2 separate regions of the Mus musculus genome follow, and region 1 is linked to region 2. Evidence: chromatin loops called from intact Hi-C (ENCODE). Cell type or tissue: heart. All regions are shown on one strand. Each heading gives the region's core, and the rest is flanking DNA. Links, peaks and the distances in the headings are about the cores only. Region 1 overlaps P2ry6 (pyrimidinergic receptor P2Y, G-protein coupled, 6). Region 2 has its middle 41 kb from the start of P2ry2.

Region 1 (11,534 bases), core at 1,338-9,337, 110 kb before region 2:
GAGTAGACAGGATGGGTGGGCTCAGGTCGTAGCACACAGTGCGGTTGCGCTGGATGCCTGTGGCAGCAAAGACTGCCGTGGGCAGGCACTGGGCTGTCACAGCCAGCCACACGACTCCACACACTACCCAAGCAGCACGGCGACCTCCACGCTTGTGCCAGGAAGCCAGGGGGTGGCAGATGCCCAGGTAGCGCTGGAAGCTAATGCAGGTGAGGAACAGGATGCTGCCATGTAGATTGGCATAGAAGAGGAAGCGTACAAAGCGGCAGGCGAGGTCTCCGAAGGGCCAGTGGTCCCCTCTGGCGTAGTTATAGATAAGTAGGGGTAGTGAACAGGCATACATCAGGTCCGCCAGTGCCAGGTTCAGGGTGTACACAGCGGAACGGGTCAGGGTCCGGCGGGATGCGCAGATCTGGGCAATGACGCAGATGTTCAGTGGCAGGCCGACCACCAGCACCACCGAGTATACCGGGGTTAGCAGCAGTCGCTTGAAATCCTCACGGTAGACGCAGGTGGTGGGCGGCAAGCCTGGAGCCTGGATGGTGCCATTGTCCTGCTCCATAACTGCCTGTCAGCCTTTCCTATGCTCGGAGAGTCTGGGGAAGCAATACACACCCTTTCAGTAGCATGCTCACTGGCAACCCCGTTCTTTCGCCCCGCGCCTTCATCTCACTGTCTGAACAATTATGTCTTTAATTATGTCATCTCTTAGCCTCATCACCCCATAAAGATCCATACTGATGTCATATCATGGACCTGTGTACTCCAGTAAAGCTAAAGCTTGAGAGAAATTCGCTTTTGTTTATTTTTTAGACACAGGGTTTCTCTGTGTAGCCTTGGCTGCCCTGAAGCTCACTCTGTAGATCAGGCTGGCCTGGAAATCACAGAGCTCCCCTGACTCTGCCTCCCAAGTGCTGGGATGAAAGGCCTGTGGCACCACCCTGGCCCAAGTCGATTTTTTTCTGTCCTATTTATTTCCTCTCAGCTTCTCCTCATGAAGTTCTGCTCAGCCCTCAGAACTCTAGTCAAATGTCTCTTCTATGAGAATTCATTGATGGGCTTCCGTTCAAATCACAGGTACTTAGTGCCTGCATGATCTTGGGGGCAGGGATTTACCTTCTGGCTTCCCAATCTGAGCAGAAAGGTTAGAAGCACACATGGGGCATCTCCTGAGCTCCCTGAGGAGTAGGGATGCAGTAATGGTATGTTTACCTGTCTCATGCAAGATGGAAGATGTTTTAGGAGGAAGTGCCAGATTTGGTGTTCCTCGTTGTTTTCAAGGCAGGTTGGGTCCAGGACAGAGAGCTCTGGTGGCTTTTAGTTTACCCCTGTGGACAGTGCACACACACGCAGAGCTCACGGAGGGAAGCACTGACGTCCTCAGTCTGAATTCCACCTTGGGAAGCCATGTTCTTTCAGTCACCGTTTATCTGTAAAACAGGAGAGGTGACTCAGGTGTTCCAGGGAACTTCCTTTTGGGGGGACTTAGGGGACTGGGATTGTGTGCAGGGTGGGGTGGGGTGAGAGGGTTGTGTGGATGGGGGTTGGAGTGTGTGGATGAGGGGTGGGGTGGAATTGTGTTGATGGAGTGGTAGTGGTCTTGAGTGGACGGAGGGTGGAGTTATATAGATTATGGTGGGGGTGGGCTTGTGTGGATGAGGGGTAGGGTTGTATCGATGGGGGGAGGGGAGGGACTGGAGCAGCTCAAGTCACTCGGCTACTGCTCCTGTACCTAAGCCGGGAGGCTCACAACTGCCTGTAACTCCAACTTCAGAGGATCTGATATCTGTGGTGTCCATGGCAACTGCACACATATGTGCATGCACAGGCACACATGCTGCAGATGTCTGCATCGTTAGGAGCACTGGCTGCTCTTTTAGAGGATCTAGGTTCAAGTCCCAGCACCCACATGACAACTCATAACTCTGTAACTCCAGAGGATCGGACACCCTCACACAGACATACAAGTAGGCAAAACACAGAATTAAAAAGAATAAAAATAAATTAAAAAAAAAAACAAACAAAAAACAAAAAAGGAGAGAAAGAAAAAGAGCCTGAGGTGTGTCCTGGTGGCCAGAGTAAAATTCCAGCTCTCAGGGGAACCAATCAGGAAGCAAGCTGGCCAAGCTTTACAGAGATGGGAACTCTGAGGTGAGGAGCCATAGGGCCAACATCAGTGAGTTAGAAACAAAGTCAGACCCAGAGCTCACCATCCACAGACACTGGATACAGAATCGCATGCATTCATCAGGGTCATTCGTTTGTGCCTTCTTTCTCTTGCTTTGACCTGCCTGTTAGACACACATAGGCCTAGCATGCGGGCAGAGACATTGTAAGCTTAGCTACGGTTTGCTAGTCTGAGGGACAGACAGAGTGAGCCACAGGATGGAAAGAACTCAGCAGAAAAAGTGTCTGCTGTTAAGGCAGCCTGAGTTCAACCCCTAGGGCCCAAATGGTGAAAGGAAAGAACCGACCCCTGCAAGCTGTCCTCTGACCTTCACGGGTACACTGTGGCAAGTGCTCTACACGCAGAATAAATGGATAGATAGACAGACAGACAGACACACACACACACAGACAGATAGATGTATGTCAATAAAGAAAGAAAAAGACCTTCTCCAGAGAAGGATGACTGGGTGGCTGAGGAGGGTTTTCATCAGTAGAGCAGAGGAAGGACACCCCAAGTGGGAATAGGGAATAGGTGGAAGGGGCCGAGTCCCTATCCTTCCTTAGGCAGGCCTGTGGCTGACTGACCACACTCCCCGAGAGAGTCTCTGCCTCCCCCTGGAAGTAACAAGAACTGCAGAAATGAGCTTTGAGTGGATCTCAGCCGTCATTGCCCCTCCCCCCCCATCTGCTCTGTCTCTGAGGCTGAGTGCTCCCACTCCTACAGGGGATGACTAGAGGAAGGGACCCCTCGACCCCAACCGTGGGTGACAGCTAATATTGACTACCTCATCTGCCATCCACTCTTGCACCCTAAGTCCTAGACCAGCTTCTCTCTGGACTATCTGCCTGCAATTGGAACCTTTTAAGAGATTCCTCTGCTCTTAGGGAAACACCTAAGTCTCTCTTCTGGTGTTCAAGGCCCCTGTCCAGACCTCTGGCTTTGCTTGAAGGCCCCCAAGTCCTCTCCACACGCCCCTTATCCTGCCCTTCCTCACTCATCACACTGTTCCCAACATGGTAGAGCCACTGGCCACTGAGACCCAGCCCCCTCTCTGACCTGTCCAGCTCTGCTGATCTTTTCACAAACACGTCCATAGTCTACTTCTGTTAGCCAGAACCTGAGCACCTCCAAATTTAAAACAGCACCAAGTTCATGAGCCCATCTTGATCCTCCCTTGAGTCCCCAGCTGAAGAGACCCCACCCAGCTTGCCAAACTGTCCAACCACTCTGTCCCACACCATATTGGCTCATTTCCTCAAGACACAGACACTCACATACAGCATCCCATCACCGTCCTGAGTTGATAGTTCCAAGTGTGTTGGGGCACTCAGGACACTCAGACTCGGAGCTGCCCATGCTCCTGTCCTCAGCCACACTGTAGCATCTCTGGCGTAGCTTTGGACAGTTTCCTCTGCTTCCTGGCGCTGCTAGCTCTGACTGAAATAGCCCTTGGATGGGGGGGCACTCCCTGTCACCCCCCACACCTTGGCTTGGCGGAAACAGCCTGGAGGAGCACAGAGCTGAACAAAAGTCATCCTTCCCAGAACTCCCTCTCTAGCCATGGGAGGAGGGGACATGGGCATGGGCAGACCCAGCGAGTGGCTTTCCACCCAGCTCTCCATCAGTGTTCTCATCTGTTGAATGTATAGGTGTGTTATCACAGTTCTTGGCCCTTCCCTTAGCTGTGACAGCTGAGCCACCAGGATTCCATTCACTTCTCTGAGTCTGTACTCCTATCCCAATCCTCCATCCATTTGGTAGGTCATCTACTGACATGCCTGTCTTCACCTCCCTCCAGGTGACAATCCACTTGGGTACTTCTTACCTAGATATTTTATTGCCCATACGTCCTTTTCACTACGCGCCCTTATTAAACACATACTGTGTGCCGTCAGCTCTCCCAACATTCCACTATTAGTGGTTGCTGTCCCTTCTACTTAAAGACCAAGGGTCATGAGGTTGGGGGTAGGGGTGGGCACATGAATGGGGCTTTATAGCTGTTGGGACAGCTAGAGGGTGAGAGGTGTGTTCTTCAGGGCAGAGGCAGCACTCAGAGGGGAAGATGACGGGGGCTTTGGTGTGAAGTCAGTGAGGCAAGGGGGTGGGGGCAGGGCACGCAGGGAACGAATGCCAAGCTGGTAAGTGGGGGCCGGGCTCATATCCTGCCTCTGCTCCCACTCCCATCTGTTTCTCTTAGCTGCTGTCTAGAATGTCACAGTTGCCACCTGCATGTTGAAATGCCACAGAGAGTGAGGACTCTTCCTACTCTGTCACTTGTAAAGGAGCCTTGTAGACTGTAGATGCCGTCTGTGCACTGAGCCTACCCCAAGCCCACTTTACAGGACAGGGAGCCGAAAATCTGAACCAAAGTGAGACCAGGCAGATTGAATTTCAGGCAGACATTTGGCCAGCTGTGTACAAATTGGGCACCTACGGTTTATTTGCGTATGAGCCAAGAAATCCAAGCAGCCACGGAGACCTGGCTTTCTTCCCAGTAGCTAGCTCCTGTGGTGTTCCCAGGACAGGCTCCGGTGGCACCAGGGTCTGTCCCAGGATTGATGCAACTTTGAAGGATTAAGGGAAGATGGGGTGCTGACCCTGGGGCAGGGCAAGACTTGGGTCAGACCTCTAAATGATTGTGGCTCCTCCAGGGACTGGAGTAGTCCCTGTAATGAGAGTCTGAAGCCATGAGATGGCGCTAGTGGACAGCTGAACTGGATGAGGCCACTGTGCCCATGCTTCAGGGGCCGCCTGCTAGTCTGGCACTGAGCAAGCCCAGGACATGCCCCTAGGCCTGTTCCTCTGGCCTTCCTCAGGATTCCTCCTACTTATCTATCCCTCTGTCTGAGTCTCACCCTCTCAATGCACTTACAACAGCCATTTGAGTGTCAGGCCAGACGTAGCACCCTGACACCAGGCATCCTCCACCCCTCTCTACTCTAGTTCCCTGGATATACCATCACCAAAAATACCACAGCCCTTTACCCCCACCAAGGGACAACCTACATTTGCTTCCTTCCCTCAGTCCAGGTGACAGCTATGGGTTCAGTTCTGCAGCATCGTCAACCGCATGAAGACATCAGGAAGAACTGTCTCACTGTTTCTGATGCTACTTAGGACGTAGGGTCTTTGTGTAACCCTTCATGTAGCCTGTAGGATAGAGGCAGGAGCTGAAAACTTGAGTCACCACCTACCGGGTAGTTCTCTGCAGCTGCTGGACCTGGGAAGAAACTTCCCAACCTTGGGCTGCCTGCCTGCCTGCCTGCCGGGAAACCAAGCTGGGAAATCCCCTGGCTGGACCCCTGGCCCATGAATTTAGCATGGAAGGCACAGGATCGAAGGGTCAAGATTTGGTTTCCTCCTTCTGAGTCAGGCTGAGACTCACCATCTGCCTGCTGTGTGGCTTAGGGCCAGCTTTCCACCTTCTCTGAACCTGAGAAACTTATGGTCGCTGTGTTCCCTTCCTTACAGAGACATCACGCCCTCTGTCCCAGGCATCACCCAGCCCTGCCCCTGTGTGTTATCCATCCTTGGTGCCCTAGAGCCACCTACATCTAGCTTGATCCCAGACCCTGGCACTCGGAGAACAGTGGGCAAGGGACAGAATCCCTGCTTGGACAGTTTAGGTCTCAGCAGGCTAGAGCTGGCAAAGCCAGCACGAGGCTGCAGGGAGGGCAGAGATCTGCTTTCTCTTCTCCCTTTTACTTCTTCTTCCCCCTCTGCTCAGCAGGGACCATGTGGAACTGAAAGCTTATTGTGAGTGTGAAGGAGAAGCTGCACACTGGGACTGGGGCCCTTTCATAGCCCTCCTCTGAGATTGATGCCCCCATCCAGTTCTTCCAATAAAGCCTGGCCCAGAGCTGTGTGGGAGGCACCTTGCCCTGTGCCTGGGCTCCAGGCTCTTCCACCCCTTCCTCTCCCACAGTAAGTGGAATATATACACTGCTTAATCATAAGGACTGCAGTTGGCTTCAGACCACTAGTGCCCCAGATCTGTCCATTGTCCAATAACCAGGCTCCAGGTCGTGGTTGGAAGAGAAGACTGAAGCCTAGCTTGTGGCCTGCCATGCAGGTAGACCTGGAGGAGCCCTCATTTTAGAGCCTTGCTCAATGGTTGAGAAGGAGAGGGGTTTCTGTTGGGCTTGCAAAGCTGGGAGGAGTGAGGCTGGAGTTGCCACAGCTGTCAGGACTGTGTGCCAGGCATGGTCCTGTGTCGCAGAGATATAAGCCCGAGAGAGGAGACTGCCAGAATCCAAGGGGGCAGAGTAGAGAGAGGAGCGCACAGGTCCCTGAGAACACTGTGGAGCTTCTGGATGCCGCCAAGCCTGAGACTTCAACCTCCCAATGGACTCCAGTGATGCCCACTGACAAGTTCTTGTTTTGCTTCAGTCCATTAACCGGTTTTCTATCCCTTGATATCAACCATCCAAAGCCAGACGTGGTGGTGAAGGCCTGTAAGCCTTACACCTGGGAGGTAGAACAGGGAAACTGGGAGTTCAAGGGCATCCTCAGCGACATAACAAGTTAGAAAGAGGAGCTGGGGATGTTGCTCTATTAGCGTATTTAATGTTCGCAAAACCCTGAGTCCGGTCCCTAGTACTGCATAGTCCAGGCATGGGAGATGGAAGCAGGAAGATCCAAAATTTAAGGTCATTCTCAGCTATGCGAGTTCAAAGCCAACCTGACATCATGCATGAAACCTTATCAAAAAAAAAAAAAAAAAGAAAGAAAGAAAGAAAGAAAGAAAGAAAAGAAGGGAATTGAGAGATTGCTCAGTGATTAAAAGCTTATGTGTTGTTTTTTTTTTTTTCAAGGATCAAAATTTGGTCCTAGCCTCCATATCAGGGAGCTCACAACTGCCTATAACTCAAACTCCAGGAAATTTGATGCTTCTGACCTCCCATACATACATACATACATACATACATACATACATATAAACACACACACATACACACATACACTCTTCATATATATATATATATATATATATATATATATATATATATATATATATGTATGTATTCTAGATAATGTTGCCTTGACTGTCCTGAAACTTACTTTGTAGCCCAGGCTAGCCTCAAACTCAAGGAGATCCACCTGCCTCTGCCTCCTGGGATTAAAGATGTACACTACCATGTGTAGCTTTAAATCTATATTTTTTAAACCAGCCATCTTGCCTGCAGTTCTAAGCTGGAGTAGGGCCTCCACCTCTTCTCACACAGTTTTGGTCCAGAAGTCCATCATCTCTGCATGGGAAACTAGAACGGGAGGGCAGGTGGGGACAGAGGGACAGTCTAGTGGAGCACAGTGGCAGCCAGAATGGTTCTCAGAGTGACTGACCACTGTCATCTCAGTAGCTCCTGGCAGGACAGTGGAACCCATTTGGGCTCCCTCTGCCATGTGTCCTAGAAAGTCCTTTATATCTTTGAGCCCCCATCTTCCCGGGTACTCACTGCTAACTTCTTGGCTGTTTAGTGGAAGCCAGACTGGGTTAAGGGCTCTGGTACCAGAACCTTACATGGAACGAGCTGTACTGACCCCACAGGATAGCATTGGTGGCAATTGCTAAGATGTGATGTCTTCCTAAAAATCTCATAATTTAAAGTCTTTGCCCCTGGCTGGCAACACTGTGGATAGCGGATCATCAGGCCATTGATGAGAAGTCAGTGAATCAGCTTGCGCATAGTTCCCATTGGATGGGATATTAGAAGGTAGGGCCTGGTTGGAGGAATTGGATCAATGGGTGGGACTTAGGACTCCTTCCCCCTCCAGGCTGACACAGGGGCAGCAGCTTTGTGCCACCATGCCCTCCACTGTGATGTTCCTGCATTGCTGCAGGTCCAGAGCTCTGAGGCCAACCAATCAGGAACCAAAACAAAGACTTAAACGATTGTCTCAGATTCTGTACAGCGATGACTAGGCTTAGACACAGTGGTGACTTGTCCGAGGTGACAGTGAGTCAGTTGGGAGCTGAATACAGATTTGAGTAATGATAAAGTCTGTGCTGGGAAGAAAGGGGACATTTCCCTACCAGAAACCCGAAGCCAAAGAGGCTGAGTTTGCCAGTGCACACAATAGTCACCGTGGCACCATTTCCTAGGAATAGGTTAAAACAATAGAGGCGAGGAGGCCCTCGGGTCACAGACAGAGTAACTCCCTCCCTCTTCTAACTCGGTGAGACACTGGACACAAGATCGGCTTTGCTTTTAGGTCTCCAGTTTCCCAGGAACCCTGGGAAAGGTTAGATGAGTAGATCCAGTCCGTGTAGCTAGGCCAGAGCGCGCTATCCTTGGTGCTACTGAGTTCAGTCAATTACTGTGTGTGTGTGTCTGTCTGTCTGTCTGTCTGTGTCTGTGTGTCTCTCTCGTTGGTGTCTCTCTCTCTCTCTGTGGTATCTGTGTGTGTGTCTGTGTTTGTGTCTCTCTGTGTGTAGTGTCTGTGTCTCTGTGTGTATGTGCGTGGTGTGGTGGTGGTGGTGTATGTGTCTGTCTGTCTGTCTGTGTCTATGTGTGTCTGCATTTGTGTTTGTATCTTTCTGAGTGTGGTGTCTGTGTGTATATGTGTGTGAATGTGGTGTCTCTCTGTGTGTGGTGTTTCTGTGTGTGTGTGTGTGTGTGTGTGTGTGTGTGTGTGTGGTAGTGATGGTGGTGCTAGTGGTGTGTGTGTGTGTGTGCCATTGCATGTATATGAAGGTCAGAGGACAACTTCTGGGTGTCAGTTTTCTCCGTCCACCAGGAGGGGCTTGGAGAGTGAGCTCAGGTTGCTTGGTGGCAATCACTTTTACCCACTGAGCCATCTTGACGGATGACACATTTGCTGGAGGGTAGGGGGATAATCACAGGAATTGTACCTTTAAGCCTGCCTGATTCCCTAGTCTCAACCTTAGGAAGGCCTGTTCACCTACCAGGCCAGGCAAGTAGACCATCGGAGTGTATACTGCGTGTTTCAGAGACAAGACACCAAAACGCAAAGGAATCTGGCTCTGTGTGTGAGGCTGGGCCAGAGGGAGTCTCAGAGGACCCCTCACCTCTCATGAGAGCAATCCCTGTCATGGGTCCTGTTCTAACCATCGCTAGCATCTCCTGAGGCCTGAGTCCACATCCCAGAGGCAGACCACCCCTGTGACCCCTAGAGGCAGGGGTCAGTGGTAGGGTTCTGGGTTCCGGACTTGCTGAGACAGACAGGTCTTTAGATGACCTGACTCAGAGCCTCTCCACTCCCCAAAGAGGAGACCTTGAAGCCTCCCCGTGGCTTGTCTGGCCCCTGTTTGCATACTCCCCTTGCTGGAGAGCTTACCCTTCTCCAGGCTGCTATAGGCTACCTTGAGAAAACTCACTGGAAGACGAGCTTGGCCTCACCAAGCCCTGAGATGTACTTCTATTCATTGACTCTAGCCCACTGCAGCCTGCCTCTGGGACCCAAGGCATCCTGTAGATCATTCCGAGACCACTCATGGACTGGTCTTCATTCCTACCACCGGGTTCCTGAGCTCACATCCAGATCCAGGGAAACCTGGGCCACATACCGTGTGACAGTAAAACTTCAAGACAAACCTCATAGCCGAGGGTGGTACACACTTGAAATTCCAGCACCAGAGATGTCAGAACACTTCCTTCCATCAAACAACTCAACCTCTGATATGAACCTTGTGGGTGTGGGCCCACCCGTGTAGGGGGAAGAGGGTTTGGTAGGTGTCTGAGGTTGGCCTGGGAGGGACAGAAGGAGGTTATCAAAGTGAGAGTGATGCCCAACTCAGTGAGAAGTAGATGAGGCTGGAGGGTGTCAAGTGGCTGTGGACAGTTGTGATGTGTGTGAAGAACACAGGTCTCTCTTCCTTCAAGCATGGCTCAGATGACCCTGTCCCTGGGAGGCCTTCCTCTGCCACTGTAGGAAAAACTACAGTCTCCTACATATGTGTGGGACTGTGGAAAAACTACAGCCTCCTGCATATGTGTGGGACTGTGGAAAAACTACAGCCTCCTACACATGTGTGGGACTGTGGAAAAACTACAGCCTCCTGCATATGTGTGGGACTGTGGCTGACTTGTTACATTTTGCTCCTCAGCACGTTTAGGCTTTTTATTACTACATTAATTTATTTATATGTGTGCTTTCTAATATTTATTTACATGTGTGCACACACACATTTGAGAGTCATGGTGCAAGTGTTGGAGGTGAGGGAATGACTTGGAGGAGCCTGTTCTCCCCATCCCTCCTCTGCCTCCTTCCCCTCTCCCTCCTCCTCCTCCTCCTCCCCCTCCTCCCCCTCCTCCCCCTCCTCCTCTCCCTCCTCCCCCTCCTCCTCCTAGTATGTGTGTCCAGGAGACTGAACTCAAGTCAGGCTTGGGTGTAAATGCCATATCTGTTGAGCCATCTCATCAGCAACTCCCTCCCCTCCCTCCTCTTCCTTCCCTCCCCCCTCCTCCTCTCCTCTCTCTTCCTCTCTCCCTTTCTTTTTCCTTCCTTCCTTCCTTCCTTCCTTCCTTCCTTCCTTCCTTCCTTCCTTCCTCCCTCCCTCACCCCTCCCTCCCTCTCCCTCTCCCTCTCCCTCTCCCTCTCCCTCTCCCTCTCCCTCTCCCTCTCCCTCTCCCTCTCCCTCTCTCTCTTTCTCTCTTTCTAACAGGGTCTCTTGTAATCCAGGCTAACCTCAAATTCATTATACAGCTGCAGATGACCCTGAACTTGACACCCTGGGATTGGATTATAAGCGCATGTGTCACCGCAGCTAGTATATGCAGTCGGAGGATGAACCCAGGGATTCATGCATGTTAGACAAGCACTCTACCAACTGAGTTACACACCAATCCATTTTGTTTGTGTCTGTAAGTCGTAGCCCAGGCTGACCTGGAACTTGTGGTAATCCTCCTGCCTTAGCCTTTCAAGTGCTTGGATTCTGCGTGCATTACTGAGCCTGGCTGCACTCACCTTCTTTGAACAACTGTTCTGCTTATTTCCTGGGGTAGTCATCAGGTTTTCACCTTTCCTTTGCTACATCCCCAATCCTAGGACAGTGTGTGGCACACAGTAGGTGCTCAGTAAGTGTTGGTGGGAAGACTGGATTCCAGGAGTGGCTCAAGCCCGGTGTACACTGGCATTAGGAGCGGAAACCTGATGGGGAGCACGGGGAGCTTGTCTTGAACTCTGTGGAACGGGCTTCCATTTGACTTACAGTATGTGGTGATCAGGAGTATGGGGGGATCAGGAGTGCAGAGATAAAGTGTGTGTTCAGGCTGCTCTTGGAGACGCTTCTGTCTGGCTTTATAAGCAGTTTCAGATGTAGGCAGTCCCAGCTGAAATAGGGAAGAGACTGCCTACCTGCCTGCTTCAGTTCTCTGCTTTGTTTTCTGACATCCCTGCGCCT
Region 2 (11,534 bases), core at 1,242-9,241:
ACTCAAAACCATTCCATGTCTCACCATTGCCCTGGGAATGCTCGTTATCTGTTTGCCTGGCATCAGAGGCCCTGACTGACCTGTACTCTGGTGGCCTCAGCTCACCTCACCTGTCTATCCAATGGCTATGGAGCAATCTGCCATTGTCAGCCCCGGCTCAAGATAGTACCTGCTCCACGATGCCTCTCTGTTTATCTTTAGATTCCTCCATTTTCCACCATCTGGAGAGTCCTCTTTGGGAGTGAACTGAGTAAAAAGGTGTGTGTGTGTGTGTGTGTGTGTGTGTGTGTGTGTGTGTGTCTGTGTGTGTGTGTGTGTGTGTGTGTCTGTGTGTGTGTGTGTCTGTGTGTGTGTGTGTATGTGTCTGTGTGTGTGTGTGTATTCCCAATGGTTTTTCATAAATGAGATCAGCCTTCTACCCTCAACAGGACAGTTAAACAAGCAAGTATTAGTGAAGAGCCGAGAAAGAAGTTTCATTTAATGGATCCATAATCAAAAGATGAGCCAAGAGGCCCCATGAAGCCCAAGCTGATCCCCAGGGTCCTGACATGAGGTTGAGACTTACACAGAGGGCTGTGGGTATACAGAGCTAAGAAGTTCTGGTCAAGGTGAGCTCCTGCCTATCATTGCTTGGGATCTACTCTGTCCTTCCTACATGGTGGTCTAACAAGTTGTGAAATCTCTCCTTGGGAGGCACTAGATCTCATGATTTTCCTTCTCCCAGCATGAAGAGTCCTGGGAAAATTCTAAAGTCTTGGGGACCATTATCACGATAGCCACAGAGAAAAGTCCCAAAGTCTCTTTAAAATATCTTCATTTTTGTCAGGGTGGTTACAGTTGTTTGGCTCAAAACAATTTAAGATAGATCACTAAGTATTTCTTGAGCGCCAGCCAAATACACACAGACCGTTCATATGCCCACCTGCAGTCAGAGCCTGGGCACCATCAGGTTCAGAGGGCAGGCACAGCCCATAGGAGACGTCAGGGAATGAACCAGAATGAACAGGGATGAGGCAGCTGAGACTCAGAGAGAGACCCATCTGGCTTGGGTGATGCAGACAGATGTGAGGTTGGGGATTCAGACACAAGGTTTCCAGTCTAGTGTTTCAGGGGTTCCTTGGCTACTAGGAGAGAGACATCTCCAGAAGATTCAACGGCAGCTCATTGGCTGGCTGGCTGCCTGCCTGCCAGTTAGCATCCTGCTCAGTCAGCCCTCCTGGAGAGAGCCAACTGAGAGCAACAGGAAGAGCTGAGGAGGTGGGAAGGACCCAGGAGTAACAGTTCAGGGACAGAAGGGGCAAAGGCTGGTGACAGGTGGGGGAGCAGCTATAGCTTCCTCCTGACCCCTGCTTGCAGCCCCTTGCCCTCTGCTTAGGTTGTCCTCAAGACCAGTTACTGTTGCTAGGCAACACAGTCCTGAGGGAGCAGGGTGGGGAAGGTTGGGGTTCGGGGAGGGGCAAGCTTGAGGTTTGACAAGGAGGGCCCCAGCAGACAGGGACCCTATCCCCTGGGTGGGCATACTGTATGCCGAGTCCCCAACAGTCTTTAAACTCCTCTCACCCCCTTTGCCCCTCCCATACATCTTGGGATCGTGTGTCCTTATACCTATTTCATAGGAGAGGGCTGGAGATGTAGCAGTTACCTAACACGTACAAGGTCTAGCACTCAGGAGGCTGGTGCAGGAGAATTGTAGCAAGTTCAAAGGCTAGCCTCGGCTACAGAGTAATAACCTCTCCCCCCAAAAGACAGAAGTGCTGAGAATGTATCTTGTTAGGTAGAATGCAGGCACAAAAAGCCCTGGACTCGGCCCTAGCACTTCATATAACCGAGCATATTCACCCCTATAAACCCAGCACTTGAGAGCAGAGTCAGGAAGATCAGGAGTTCAAAGCCGGCTTCTGCTACATAGAGAATTGGTGACACCCATGGGTTATATGAGCCCTGTACCTCCCAATCTCCATACATACACTCCTCTTACAAAGCAAGGCATGATGGTACGCACCTATTCAGGAGGTAGGAACAGAAGGATCAAGGTTTAGGGTCATTCGTGGCTACATAGTGAGTTCAAGATCAGTCTGGGCTACACTGTCACAAAAAGAATCCTAAGAAAGAATGAAAAAAACTGCTCATTGAGCTGGCATTTGGGGGACCCCTGAAAAGGCCCTTCCCCTCTCTCTCATTCCGCGCTGTCATCCACAGGTCATAGGATGTAAAGTCCAACTGGGGAGGCCTGAGTTTTAGTGCTAGCTCGGCCATGATTGGCTCTCGGGCATGATTGGCAGATGAAGAATGGAGGCATCAGTTCTCCCAGGGATCGTTGCTCCGACCTCTCTGATCTCTGGTAACTTTCTAACAGCGTTTCATTTGTCTCTTTGCAGAGAAGTTGAGCATGTCCCTGGCTGGAAAAAGATGGCTCTCGTCACATCCTGCCAGTTAGCTCTGAGGGTGACTTCCCAAGCAGTGGTGGGAGAGGCTGGACAGAGGACGAGGATTCTAATTTCACCTCTTGAGCCAAAGCCGGGTCTGGCCTTCTCAATCCTCTGAGACCCCAACTGACCTCACTGCTGAGAGGCTGGGAACGGACCCAGGCTGAGCTGAGGCATGGACTAGGAGGCCCTAAAATTAGCTCCAAGGCAAAGGGAGCAGGGACTGGCCCCAGCTGTAGACTCCCACAGTGCCAGGAATGGCGTCCTCACCCAGCTCAAGTGGAGAGACCAGCCAAGGCTTCAGCAGGGACTTGTCACCATGCTGGGTGCCAAGAGTCACAAATTCCTATAGGCACAGGTCAAAGAGCTTGAGGGACAAGAGGGACCCTGGCCAGCTCCTTGGGCTTTGAGTTGGGTTCCAGCCGCCAGCCTTTCAGAGCTTGGGGAGGTACCAGGGAGGAGCATCGCTATTTATGTCTTCCTGAGACAGGGTTAAGGGGACTGACCAGTCCTCTCAAGGCTGAATTAGATAACCTCAAACCTTAGTACCAACTCCCAAGGGTGTAGGAGGATCCGAGAGTAGATAAGTGTCTCCTGGGAGTAGGTTGGAGACACCAGTGACCAGCCCCAAAGTCAGGGCCTTTCCTCTACCCAGGGTAGCAGCTCCACCTGCTCCCTTCTCTGCCTGACTGCTGGAGGGGCTTGTGGAAGTGCAGGTTCTGCTAGGCATGAAAGCACATGTTTACAATCACTGCCACACACACCCAGGACAGCCAGGGCTACCCTGAGAAACCCTGTCTTGCAAAACAACAACAACAACAAAACCTAGACAAAACAAAACAACAATGATGAGGAAGAAGAAGAGGAGGAGGAGGAAGAGAAGGAGGAGAAGAAGAAGAAGAAGAAGAAGAAGAAGAAGAAGAAGAAGAAGAAGAAGAAGAAGAAGAAGAAGAAGAAGAAGGAAGAAGAAGAAGAAGAAGAAGAAGAAGAAGAAGAAGAAGAAGAAGAAGAAGAAGAAGAAGAAGAAGAAGAAGAAGAAGGTGATGAAGAAAAAAAGGGAGAAAAATTAACAAAACCTAACCTTTATTGAACACCATACCAGGATGAGGTATTAAAAATGTTACACATCTTTCCTTCTCTCTCTCTCTCTCTCTCTCTCTCTCTCTCTCTCTCTCTCTCTCTCTTTCTTTCTTTTGATATGGTTTTTGGTTTTGTCAGGCAAGATCCCACAATCCTCTCACCTTGGTCTCCTGAGTGCTGGATTATAGACATGTGCCACAAAGTTCAACTATACTTAGTATCTTATTTGATTCTCTTAACAACACCAATGAATAGACAAAACTGAAGCTCAGAGCTCTTCGAGCGACTTGCTCAAGGTCACAGAGCAGATCAGCAGCAGACAGGGCTGGGATATACACTTGTACCAATGTCCATCAGCACACCCATCTTGTGAACGTGACCTTGAGAGCACAGCGCAGCTTGGTGGCCTTGGGGAATGCACAAGGGAAGCAGAGGCGAGGCCTGGGAGGATGAGGAAGGGTCACGCATGCACGGTGATTCAGAAAACAAGCTTGGAGAGTGGAGAAAGGGAGGATGACACATCCCGGCTTGAGGCCTCCCTCGGCTGGCCAGCTCCTTCCTACTTCCTTCTCTGTGAAATGAGGAAGAAACTCGGTTTAGAGAAGGGTTCCACTCCAGGCCTGCCTGGCACACAGTAGGCCCTCAGGATGTGTGGGCTGGCCTTGCCTTCCCCTAGTGACTTGTACCCTGGCTGGCTCACGGGGTTAAGTTAAGGGTCCTCTGGAGAGGACCAAGGAGAGGTATTAGGGTCACAGCCCAGAAAGGCCCCTGGGAAGCAGACCCTGACAGATACTCGGAGTCTGGCTCTGCCACACCCCTTATCCCACCCCTGGCCCTTCCCTCTTGGCCCAGGGTGAAGAGGCAGCCAGCTAGTTTACCACAAAAGCCCTCTGGAAAGTAAACACCCTCCACCTCCCACACCCCATCCCACCTCCCATACCCTACTCCACCTTCTTCTTTGTCAAAATGCCCTCAGCTATATGAGAAGCATCCTTCTAGTGCCCAATAGGCGAATGCCCTTGGGGACTTACATCCGGCCTGGCCTCTGGAAGTCTCTAGTGACTCATGTTCACTTCCTCCACCTACAGTCATAACTTTGCCGCTGTATCAAGAATATGTCCCTTAAACTGTCCTCACTTGGTAACTCCTGAGGGGCAGCTTCAGGAGGTGGATCCCCACCCCCGACCCCCCACCCCCACCCCCACCCCCGCATGCCTTACATAGATGCGTGTTGCTAGAATAAAAAGCCACTCCTATAGACCTCTGTAAAAAGTGAAAAGGGCAGAGAGGCCATTAGCTTCTCCTGGGACAGAATAGAGACCCCTGTGAATCCTTGAGTCCTCTTTAAGCATGTGCTGGGCAGTGGAGCCTCTGGCCTCCTGCAGAGAGCTGACTCTCCTCGGGAGTCCAGATGCCAGAGAATTCACTACATCTATCTTCTTCATATACCACATGAGAAGTCTGGGGCTACGAGAAGACCATCACCAGACAGGGTCACTCAAAGAAGAGACACTGAACAGTCCTTCTGAGAGTGTTTCCGAGAGAGCCTTCACTAAGCTGCCAAAGGTGGAAAGATGACTTTGGCGCCACCATGTGGCGTAAAGGAAGAAACGCAGAGCTGGGGAAGCTGTTAGTCTTCCAGGATGGGGGCAATTCGTCCACACTAGGACCCTCCTGGGTAATAGGGCCCTGCTCTTTCCCGTTACACAGCCTCTGTCCCTACTGGTCACTCCAATGCAGTGTCTCTCTCCCACACCAGACTAGGAGCTCCTCAAGGGCAAAGCCAGGTCTGAATCATCACACCATTTGTAAAGCCATTGTAAGGGTTTGAGGAAGTGATTTAAGCTGAGCTGAATTCAGTATACAATGGGGGCAAAAATTTCTGCCCAAGAATGTTTATTGAATCAGTGCTTTAGAAGCAAGAGTCGTGCTAGTCACTGTTGACGTAGGAGATGGGTGTAGGGGCTCCTTATGCTGTTCATTTCCCTTGTGCTTGAAATGTTTTGAAACAAAGGAACAAATAGAAAGCATCAAACTCCACTGATAGAGTCTAAGTTAATTATGCACAGCTGTGCAAAGGAAAGTGTTTAGAGACATTAAAATGCTAGCACAGGGTTTAATACTGAAATTGTTTTTTAAAAGTATTTTAATTACATTTACTTATTCATATATGTGTGTTTTATTGATATGCATCTATATGCCATATAATTTGTTCATGTGGCGTATACAATTTAAACCAGGTATGGTGGTCACAGGGCTGAGGCAGGAGGATTGCCACAAGTTTGATGGTAGCCTATGCTATATAATTACTTGGAGGCCATCCTGTGATACACGGTGAAATCTTGTCTCTAGAAAGATTTCTATTACTATCATTGTACTGGATAATAATAGTAGAAATGATGAAGTGTATGTGTTAATGATATGTAGTATGTTCCCCAATATTCTCCAACCGGCACCACAAGCAGTTTATAATATTTTCATCTTCGTCAACAAAAGTGCATGTCCATTAATATACAGCCACTCTTCTATTCCCCTACCCCACCCCACATCCTCAGACTTCCTTGTCTCTGTATGGACTTGCCTAGTCTGGATTCTTCCCATAATCAGAAACAGAACCATGCTGTTTCTACTTAGTGTAATGCTTTCAGGTTTCATCTAGGTCACAGATAAGCCAGAAATAGCAGTGTTTCATTCTTTTCTATGACTAACTAGCACTCAGTGTGTAGGCAGGGAGATAGGATCTTTTGAGTCTAGACCTTGAATTCACTATGTAGTCAAGGATGGTCCTCTTGCCTGCACCTCCTTGCCTGCTGGGATCGAAAGCATGCATCACTATGTCTGGCATTATCTGATGTGGGTAATTGAAGCAGAGCTCCCTGCGAGCTGGGCAAGCACTTTACTGCACTGAGCTACATCCCTGCCTTGTTTGACATTTGCTTTTTGAGGGCTACCCTGGGGAGGGAGCCAAGGCCTTGAACATACTGTACAAGCATTCTACCAGAGTTTCATTCCCAGTTCTTGGTCTTTTGAGCCAGGATTTATCAGTGTATCTTATGAAATATGTTGGGAAGCTCAGACTGGCTTCAGATATGCAATCCTCCTGCCTCAGCTTCCTGAGTGCTAGGATAATGGGTATGTGAAACCCAGTTTCACTGTCTGTATTTAAATTTTTTAAATTAAATTCTCTATTTTATTTTATGTGTGTGGGTGTTTTGTTATGCATGTACATCTTATGCCTCTTGTAATCCTGATGCCTGCATCTGTAGTTCCCTGGAACTGCAGTTATAGATGGCTGAGCCACTATATAGGAGCTGAGAATTGAACCTGGGTCCTCTGGAAGAAAACCAGTGCTCTTAGTCACTGAACTTTTTATTTATCTGTTTGGATAGTATTCTGACCACTGTTCAACCACAGTTTTATGCTAATTTATGCTAATTACCCTGCTTGGATGTATACTTAAGCAGTGGAGTTTCTAAACTTTTTGTTTTGATTTGAAACGGTGGTCTCACTGTGTAGCCTCCAGAGTGCTGGGCTGAAGTTTCTAAGTGTATGGAACCTCTGTGCTTGTCAGAGGAACTGCCATGTTGCTCCAAAGACAGGCCACATAGTTTACCTTTCCCTAGGAAGAAAGTTTCATTTTAGCCTGGTGTGGTGATCAATGCTTGTTACGTCATCCCTCAAAAGGCTGAGGTAGGAGGATCTAGGCAAGAATGAGGCTAATCTGGGCTACATAGCAAGACCCTGACTCAAAACAAAAACAGAACAGAAGGGCTATAAAGCTCCTATGGCAGAATAGCTTTCCAACATGCACAGAGCCTGGCCTTCACTCCCCAACACCACACAAACTCCATCCTAAAATCCCAACACTTGAAGGGAAAGGCAGGAGAGCCAAAAGTTCAAGGCTAGCCTCAGCTACATGTTTATAGCCAATGTATGTGGGCAAGGCACACCCAGGTATCCAGGTACATTATTCAACGTTTCCACAAATTATGGTGTGTTTTGTGTGTGTGTGTGTGTGTGTGTGTGTGTGTGTGTGAGAGAGAGAGAGAGAGAGAGAGAGAGAGAGAGAGAGAGAGAGAATGTGTGTGTTCATGTGGAAACTGATGTCATCTTCAATTGCTCTTCAACCATGTTCATTGAGGCAGAGTCTCTCAGTCAGAGGCAAAGCTCACCAGTCTGGCTAATCTTGCTAGTCAGCCTGCTCTGGGGATTTCCTGTCTCTGCCTTCTGGAACTGGAGTTACAGGTGGGCCACTACAGCCACTGAGCATCTGAAGGTTTCTGAGGACCTGAACTTTGGCATCCTCCTTGCTTTGTTTTTCAGATAGGATCTTAAGTAGCCCAGGGTGGTCCCGAACTTTCTATACAGTTGATAATGACCTTGAACCCCTGCCTCTATTTCTGGAGTGCAGAGGTTTCATGAATGGACCACCAACCTAGATTTATGAAGGGCTGGGATCCCGGGCTTTGTGCATCCTAGGTAAGCATTCGACCAACTGAGCTACACCCAGTCTTTTTAAGTCCCTAACTGCTGAGAAATACTATTACATTAAAACAAACAAACAAACAAACTTGTGCTCAGTATTAATGTGCATGGGGTTACATGTACAATTTTGTGGATCCAGTTCTTCAAACTTGGGCAGGTTCTAGGGATCCAACACAGGCTGTTCAGCTTGGGCAGCAAGTGCTCGCTACCCACTGAGCCATCTCACCAGTCTTCCAGGAGGGAGGGTATAAACCTTGGTTGTGGTGTTCACTTCGAATTTGTAGACCAGGGATCCATGGTTCAGCTGTCTTTGGTTTTCAGGGCTGGCTCCTTGGAACCAAATGACCTTTGACAATGTCAAGGTCAAGGCTGACGGGGAGTAGCCGAGCTGTGGACTACAGTCTCACTCCACAACAACACTAGGTGTTATTTGAATCCTGAGGCTGTCACTCCTATAAAGGACAGCATCTATAATTTAATTGAATGGGTTAGGTTCTGCCCCTAAGGCCTTCTGGGAAATTTATACTGTCTACTTTGGTAGGTGAGAAGCCTTAATGCTGGGGGCTACAAACCTGGCCTTCTCCAGAATTGGAAGCTTAATCCAGCATGAAATGGAAAGAAAAATATTGGCCTTAATATATTCCCAAGAGACCAGCTGGCTTGCCCTTCCCCCCAAGAATGTCACGATAGCTCAGTAGGTAAAGGTGTGTGCCTCCAAGTCTGATAGCCTGAGTCCCACCTTCAGGACTCACATGATGGAGAGAAGTGACTCTCATAAGTTGTCCTCTGAACTCTACACATGCTCTGTCTTTCTGTCTGTCTGTCTGTCTGTCTCTCTCTCTCTCTCACACACACACACCCTACATAAGTAAGTAAATGTAAAAAAATAAGGATGATTCAAATAAAAGGTGCAAGGTTCTCATGTAACCAAGGGTGGCCTTTAATACACTTTATAGCCAAGGATGAAGGTGAATTTCTGTTCTTTCCACCTCTACCTCCTGAGTACTTGGTTAGACCTCAGGGCCTCACACATCCTAGGTAAACACTGTCCTGGCTGAGCTACATCCCCCGGCTCCTAGAACTATATTTTCAATGTTTATTCAGTCGCTTGTGAGCTGGTTTCTAGTAGAATTGGTTACTCAGTTGCCCATGCTTCAGACATAGCGTCACCTATGCGTTATTTCAATATGTCTACCTACTAAATGCACAATCCACCAGTAATAAAACAGACCTTTACAAAATAGAAGGGGTCTGCTATCAGGAAAAAGACAACTTGAAGAATGGGAAAATATGGGATGGATCCCAGGTGGAGCAGTCTCTGGATGGTCATTCCTTCAGTCTCTGCTCCAAACTTTGTTTCTGTAACTCCTTCCATAGGTATTTTGTTCCCCCTTCTAAGAAAGATTGAAGTATCCACACTTTGGTCTTCCTTCTTCTTTAGTTTCATGTGTTTTGCAAATTGTATCTTGAGTATTCTGAGTTTCTGGGCTGAATATCCTAAATATCCACTTATCAGTGAGTGCATATCACGTGTGTTCTTTTGTGATTGGGTTACCTCACTCAGGATGATATCCTGGAGATCCATCCCATAAACAACCACCAAACCCAGACACTATTGCAGATGCCAATAAAATTTTTCTGACAGGAGCCTGATATAGTTGTTTCCTGAGCGGCTCTGCCAGTGCCTGACAAATACAGAAGTGGATGCTCACAGTCATCTATTGGATGGAACACAGGGCCCCCAATGAAGGAGCTAGAGAAAGTACCCAAGGAGCTGAAGGGGTCTGCAACCCTAAAGGAGGAACAACAATATGAACTAACCAGTACCCCCAGAGTTCCCTGGGATTAAACCACCAATCAAAAAAAAAAAAAAAAAAAAAAAAAAAACGTGGTGGAACTCGTGTCTCTAGCTAGTACATATGTAGCAGAGGATGACCTAGTCAGTCATCAATGGGAGGAGAGGCCCTTGGTCTTGTGAAGGTTCTATGCCCCAGTATAAGGGAAAGCCAGGGCCAGGAATGGGTGGGTTAGGGAGCAGGGCGGGGGCGGGGGGGGGGGCGGAGGGGATAGGGGTTTTCAGAGGGGAAACTAGAAAAGGGGATAACATTTGAAATGAAAATAAAGAAAACATCTAATAAAATAAAGAAAAAAAAAAGAAACTAAACCAAACCAAACAAACAAACAAAATGTGGAAATACTGGCAAGTCATATATCTGAGTGATTTTTATCTAAAATATGTAAGAACTATTAGAATCGGCTGGGCGTGGTGGCACACTCCTTTAATCCCAGTACCTGGGAGGCAGAGGCAGGTGGATTTCTGAATTCGAGGCCAGCCTGGTCTACAGAGTGAGTGAGTTCCAGGACAGCCAGGGCTACACAGAGAAACCCTGTCTCGAAAAAAAAAACCCAACAAACCAACAACAAAATAATAATAAAATAAAATAAAAAATAAAGAACTATTAGAACCAATAACGAACAGCAAGTCAGGTTTAAATGGGCAAAACATCTGATGAGCATTTCCAAAGGTCATGGGCAATAAACACATGAAAAGATGCTTGATTCTTGCTAACTAACCATCTGGGAAATGCAATTAAAACCACAGTGGAAATCCCCCTGTTCCCCCTGAGGATAGCCATAATGAAACAGTGCGTGGAACAGCTAAGGTTAGGGAGGAAGCGGGGAGATCAGAAGCCTAGGAGATTCCTGGCTGGTGTGTAAGACTGTGCCGTTATTATACTTTGAGGGCAGAAAAGTCTAGGAGTTCCTCAAACAGTTAACACAGAATGAGTGTAGAAAGCCTGAACAGTTTCCCTCCTAGGAGGGTCACAGTCAAAGACAGCTTGGTTGTTCCACATCCCCAGGACAGATGAAAAGATGATGCTGGCCGGGATGGGGGAGGTGGTTCAGCAGTTAGGCATGCATGTTGTTCTTCACAAGGGCTTGAGTTGTCAGCTGCCTGTCACTCCAGCCAGTCTCCAAGGGCACCCATGCACCCACCGCAGAGGCTTACACGCACATGGCATATGCTTGCACAGACACATATGTGTTAATACAAATAAAAAAATCTTTAAAATGATAATGTCTCGTCCCTCAAAACCAGAACACTCTCTCTCTCTTTCCCTCCCTCCCTCCCTCCCTTCCTTTCTTTCTCTTTCTTCCTTTCTTCTCTCTTTCTTTTTTTATTTTCTTTATAATTATGTGTGTGTTTGTGTGTTCAAAAGTATCCATGGAATCCAGAAGAAGTTAGATCCCCTGGAACTGGAACGACAGGCAGTTGTGAGATTCGAGATGTGGGTGCTGGGAACTGAATTCAGATCCCTTGCACGAGTACGACTTGCTCTTGTCTGCTGGCTGACTTCTCCAGCCCCAAGGACATCAGGGTTTCCAGTAACATTACTCAGGATAGTAAAAAACAAATTAATAAAATGTGGACATAACCCAAATATGTGTACACTGATGAACAACTGAACAAAATGTAGCACATCCAGGCCCTAGACCATTACAGGTCCTGAAAGGGGATGAGGTACTGATACATGGTATGAA

Evidence for each region. Peaks named below come from ENCODE experiments on the same cell type or tissue, not always from the same donor. Only the 100,000 strongest peaks of a DNase experiment are listed, where the experiment ranks them.
Region 1: it touches region 2 in a loop (6-fold over the local background); 24 of 42 quality-filtered maps call a loop at or near these places.

What each region holds. Positions count from the first base shown.
Region 1 is chr7:100,938,589-100,950,122 of GRCm38, forward strand. P2ry6 (pyrimidinergic receptor P2Y, G-protein coupled, 6) reads right to left here. Exons shown (of 3, transcript NM_183168.2): 2 at 1,213-1,430; 3 at 1-596. The coding sequence starts at 562. Among named protein-coding and RNA genes, the nearest start is that of Arhgef17, 12 kb to the left of the region's middle. In heart, for the core only: a CTCF peak has its summit at 4,860 (motif pointing right); DNase peaks (open chromatin) are centred at 4,803 and 5,993; H3K27ac peaks cover 871 bases; H3K27me3 peaks cover 2,253 bases.
Region 2 is chr7:101,046,905-101,058,438 of GRCm38, forward strand. No RefSeq gene overlaps it. Among named protein-coding and RNA genes, the nearest start is that of P2ry2, 41 kb to the left of the region's middle. In heart, for the core only: CTCF peaks have their summits at 5,114 (motif pointing left) and 5,322; DNase peaks (open chromatin) are centred at 2,577, 4,227 and 5,117; H3K27ac peaks cover 1,314 bases.